2 separate regions of the Homo sapiens genome follow, and region 2 is linked to region 1. The links are chromatin contacts, found by Hi-C in ENCODE. All regions are on one chromosome and are shown on one strand. Each heading gives the region's core, a stretch centred on a gene start or an enhancer-like site at or near the end of the contact. The rest is flanking DNA. Distances are from core to core; before and after follow the strand shown. Region 1 holds the start of MTM1 (myotubularin 1). Region 2 overlaps CD99L2 (CD99 molecule like 2).

What was found. A loop is a pair of places that touch in the nucleus more often than their neighbours do. Pooled maps may share reads with other maps.
Region 2: a loop to region 1 is called in a map with no recorded cell type, with 3 times the contacts of the local background. The contact joins the enhancer-like site here to the promoter of MTM1 in region 1. A Hi-C loop is called at or near these places in 5 of 37 single-sample maps with no recorded cell type and 8 of 50 pooled maps.

The regions. Positions count from the first base shown.
Region 1 is chrX:150,567,267-150,569,966 of GRCh38, reverse strand. It overlaps MTM1 (myotubularin 1), which reads right to left and starts at 1,346. Exons shown (of 15, transcript NM_000252.3): 1 at 1,305-1,346. RefSeq lists a silencer at 865-1,544.
Region 2 is chrX:150,868,302-150,871,001 of GRCh38, reverse strand. All of the region lies in intron 1 of CD99L2 (CD99 molecule like 2), which reads left to right. Among named protein-coding and RNA genes, the nearest start is that of CD99L2, 29 kb to the left of the region's middle. Within about 2 kb of position 1,324, at least 4 of the 41 ENCODE cell types and tissues checked have a DNase peak (open chromatin) inside an H3K27ac peak, as active enhancers do.

The DNA.
Region 1 (2,700 bases), core at 97-2,596:
GTTCAAATCTCCCCCATGGTGTGGAATCTCTGAAAAGTAGATTTGATTTTGTGAAGCAGCCAAAAGCCATTCAGAATCAAATCTGGTGAATACATGATCGTGCCCAATATATATGTTGGATGAAGGCAAACGTGTCTGCAAAGTAACAGGCCTGATTGTCTTATTTGGTTGGTAAACCGATTTTGAAGGAAATTCAAAATGGTTTGCAGTCTAGCAAAATTGCTGGCTCAGTCTCAAGACTCTAAGGTGCTTATTTCACAAGGAATAATACTGAGCTGTGGTAAAAAGAATCCAGACTAGACAGACACCAAGATACCCCCAAAGAGCTGGCTTGTGATATTAGCTTTGCCATTAAGTTGCCCTGAAGCCCGGGACATATTAGTTACCCTCTCTGGGCCTCAGTTCCCCCATCCAGGAAACAAATGAACAATGTAAACTTCAGGATGCCAGTCAATTCTAAAATGCTATAATTTTATTCTTGTGAAGATCTGGTGTATCTGTTTCAAAACCAGTCGCAACCCACTTCGCCTCAAACGATGCGTGCGTCTATAAAGCTCTAATATAATTTTTGCAGCAGATTCACTTCTTACTTGCTTAGGCAAATACTAAAATTAGTTTTCACTTCCTGAGCGCAGCAAAAGACAGTTAAGGGAGGCAACCCGGCCACGGGCGCTTGCTCGTGCCTGTACATACTTCCGACTGCGTATCAGGGAACTAACCGTTCCCTCTAAGATCTTCCCTCAACTGTTGCAAAAGCAGATAAACCTCTCGTGTATGACACAGAAACACTGGCCGAGAGCGGCCATCGAGGCTTCGCGGCCAGTGCCGGGCTGCGGCCGCTCCGCAGGGCCCACCGGGGATGCGACGGACGCCCGCTCCGTGCGGAGGGCCAAGGCGAGGACCAGCCGCGGAGCGTCGCCGGGGAGGCAGGGCGGACGCCCGGCCCACTCACCGCCCCGGGACGGGGAAGCAAAGTCCAGGCAGTGGCTGAGACGTCCGCCCCCAGCTCCACGGCCAGCCAACCCCTACCCCCGTCCCGACCTTCGCCCGCCGCCGGCCGGCCACCTTGGGCGGGGAGAACGGGAGGAAGCCGGAGGTACCTGCCTGCTGCTCCCTGGCCTCAGCCCTGCCCCGCGGGGACAGCGACGGCGCTTGGACGAAACCCCCACCCAACCCTGACGGTGCGGCAAGGCCCCGCGCGACCCGCTGGCCCAAGGAGTCCCAACTTCCTCCTCCCGATCCCCTCACCACGGGTCCCCGCAGTGCCCGGCTCCGAGCCAGGCCAGCCGTGAGCGCGCACCCACCTCGGGCTCCGGGCGCCACCGCCGTTGCCAGGCTGCTCGGCTGCCGGGCCCTGCTCCGCCCCCTCTGGGGTCCGCCCCCCACGGCCTGCCCGCCCCCGGCCACCGCCCGCTGCCCGCCTCCCCGTGCCGGTTGGCGGGACTGCATCACGTGACGGGGCAGGGGGCAGGAAGAGTGCGCCGGGTCGACCTGGGGAGCAGCTCCGAAGGGCGGGGCTCTTCGCCCGAGAGGCTGCTGGGAAGCCCATTTTGAAGGGTCCGACGCATGGAGGCAGCTGGGAATTGTAGTTCGCAATATGGTGCTGGGGATGGGCGGGGCCAAGATGCCAGGGGCCATCCCTGTAAGGGAAGTTGGACTGGGCGCCGGGCGGAGGCGGCTGGGAAGCGTAGTCCCGGGACCCTTGTCTGGGTCTCCCCATTTTTCTTCAGTAAAGGGGAAATCCAGAGGGAAAACTTCTCTATACAAGACTTTAGCGGATGCCACTAAATTGAGCTATTATTGGGTACACAGGGTTGGCTGCGTAAAGTTGAGATAGTATAAGGGAAAAAGAAATTTCACTGACTCTGGGGCAGGATCTGCAATTCACAAACTCAACTAACAGCTGGGGTGTCCCTCAGCTGTGCCAGCACCTTTCCAAGAACGCAATTGAGACTTAGTGAACGGAAACATTTCAGTCCAAAATTCCTTCTACTTGTTGAGGTTTGGGTCAGACAACTATTGATACAGTAAAAAGAAAGGGACAGGAAAAAGAGAAGAAAGGCAAACTTCAAGAAGAGAATTCATTGTGTAATCAAATAAAACAAACAATCTGGGCCGGGCGCGGTGGCTCACGCCTGTAATCCTAGCACTTTGGGAGGCCAACGCAGGCGGATCACCTGAGGTCAGGAGTTCGAGACCAGCCTGGACGACATGGTGAAACCTCGTCTCTACTAAAAATACAAAAATTATCCAGGCGTGGTGGCAGGTGTCTGTAATACCAGCTGCTCGGGAAGCTGAGGCAAGAGAATCGCTTGAACCCGGGAGGGAGAGGTTGCAGTGAGCTGAGATGGCACCACTGCACTCCAGCCTGTGTGACAAAGCGAGACTGCGTGTCAAAAAAATTAAAAAAAGAAAAGACAACCTGGCACATAGAAAAATGAGCATAATATTCTTTGTACTGCATAATACTTATACGCGAGCAGTTCGAGTAAATAGGATGACTTTATCATGACCTGTTTTTTTTCTCTTGTATGTGTTAGTTCTCCAGCATCTAAAAACAGCATTTTACCTGATACCAGTGTATATGTGTACGTGTGTTTCTACATAGTCACACACATATACACATATATTCATATATCATTTATATATGCATATATATATGCTTTATTGAAGAGTCTAGACTTCTTAGAAGAGTAACAA
Region 2 (2,700 bases), core at 75-2,574, 300 kb before region 1:
TGGGAGGCATAGGGATTGTTTCGCTAGTTCCTGTAGATGCTCAGCCCTCAGCCAGCGTGCCAGATGGGTGCGAGTGCTCCCGTCACTCCTCGCATTCCCCCTCTTCTCAGGAGTGTATGTGCACAGTTCTGCTTGTCCCTTATACAGGAAAATAACTGCTTGCTGCCTTTTCTTCCCTCCTGGAGCAAGGCGGACTCTCCCAAGAGAGTTAGGGATTCTGGGGCTGCTAGGATGGGGGGGTGCAGTGCAGTGGGGTGAGACAGTGGCTCTGGCTGTCCCAGCCCCTGTTAAAGGAGGGGTGTAGGAGGTGGAGCCTTTCTGGTGGCAGCAGTTCCTGAGCCTGGGAGGAGGGAGGAATATGTGATGAGGACATCCTTTGTGACCAGGCATTAAAACATTGAATATGAAACCTGTAGTTCTGGGGTTTGATGCATTGATTAGTATGATACCTCCACAGAGCAGGATGACAAATTTGCAACCTCTGCCTCACTGGCTAAGCAATTCTTCTGCTTCAGCCTCCTGAGAAGCTGGGATTACAGGCACATGCCACAATGCCCGGCTCATTTTTGTACGGACTGCTTCCTGGCAGTTTAGTACCATGAAGGCATTGTGACTTGTTTACTCCAGCCTCTGGAAGTATGGCTTAAAATCTGTGCACTCTGTAATTCGTCCGCCTGTCTTTGGCTGTCTGTTAGTCCATCAGAGCTGTGTTGCACGGAACATAAACATGCTTTCACAGAGGAACATGCCAGCCTGGGAGGGAAGCCCAGGCAGTAGGCTTGCTGACTTTTAATATCTCCTTTAAGCAGAATTTAGCATAGCCAGAGAGGGTGGGGTTGGGGTGGGCAGAGCAGGGAAGAAACCTAATTATGCAAATTTTGATCTTAAAGCTTTATTCGTATGTTTCCTGGCAGGCTGTTCTTTAATCTCAAGAGCAAGATTGCTCAGAATTACCATATATTCTAGTTAATTGCATTAAAATTATAGCAAAGGTTGTTTTTGCTATAATCAAGAGTGATTCTGATTAATACTTATGAAATCAAATGCCTCACCAGCAGTGGGGATGAGAACAACCTTGCCAGTCAGCTATTCCCTCCCCAGTCTTCCCTCCCCAGTCTCCCCTCCCCATCTTCCTCCAAAAGGCCAAAGATACAAACATGTTTGAAAGAGTTTTTTTTTAAAACTACTTGCTTATATGGATAGTCATTTTCAAAGAACACTTCTCAAAGAGGGAGTCTGATTATTTTCTTCTCTCTTTAGTACAAAGGTTGTAAAATAGCTCTTTATTGAGGAAGGCAAAGAGAGGGCCTGAGCAGACGCCTTGGCTGGCAACAGTGACACAAGCACATGCCGTCCTCTCCTGACTGGCTAGCTGTGGACTGGCAGCCACTCAGGGCACTCTGAAGGGTGTTTTCTGTCAGATCAGTAGAGCACCTTGGGAAGATCCAGAAGAAATCTGGAGAAGACACAATCACACACATACCGAAAACATTAGAATTACATACAAATATGAGATAGAAACAAAGTGGAAATGAACTAGAGTAAGGTATGTCCAAAGTGCTTAGTGGAGGGACCAGGGTGATGGCAGTGGGCCTGAAGGAAATGACTGGATGCAAGAGGGATTTGTTAGGTCGAATTGACTGGCCTCATTGATGGGTCGGATGTGGGTGGTGAGGGGAAGGAGTTGTCATGGGTAATGCCCAAGTTTCTGGCTTGAGGAGCAGTGGTGCCATTTCCTCAGATGGCAATGGTTTGTACAGGTCTCCCTGCACACATGGGAGTTAGATGCTGAGAAGTTAACTTACAAGGTGAGATTTCCAGGAGGTTCCTTTGGAGGTTCTTAGGCTGGATACAGAACCTAGACATTCCTACTAGTGATGAGAGAACAGACTCACAAGGAGAGGCATTTCACAGGGACCATCATCGGGACAAGCTCATTTTCAGAAAATACTAAACTTATTATCCAGGAAAGTCTCATTCACTTGCCTTGACCATGAGAGAAACTATTGAAGAGCAGAGAATTTGGCAGATTGCAAAAGAGAACATCACAGAAATCTGATCCAGCATCATAGTCATCTTTGTTTATTGATCCTCATGTGTGTAACTCAGTTTTAATCATCTTCTGCCACGAGGCCATCACAAGTATGCTTCCATGGATTCTATTCAAAGGATTGGAGTCTTCACAGGAAACCACCTACATCCCTGAGCCTCTGTCCTCTTAAAACCCAGGCTGATAGCAACAGAAAGTGAAACACCACATGTTCTCACTCATATATGGAAGCTAAATAAAGTTAATCTCATAGAAGTAAAAAGTGGATTCGAGGATACTAGAGGCTGGGAAGGCTAGGGGGAAGGGGGCAGTTAGGAAGAGATTTTGTAAAGGATACAAAATTACAGCTAGATAGGAAGAATAAGTCTAGTGTTCTATACTATTAGGATGACTACAGTTAACAAGAATATATGTTTCTTGTGTATGTGTGTGACAAGAGTCTCACTGTGTCACCCAGGCTGGAGTACAGAGATCTTGGCTCACTGCAACCTCTGCCTCCCAGGCTAAGCGATTCTTCTGCTTCAACCTCCCGAGTAGCTGGGATTACAGGCATGTGCCACCATGCCCAGCTAATTTTTGTAGTTTTAGTAGAGGTGGGGTTTCACCATGTTGGCCAGGCTGGTCTCGAGCTCCTGATCTCAAGTGATCTG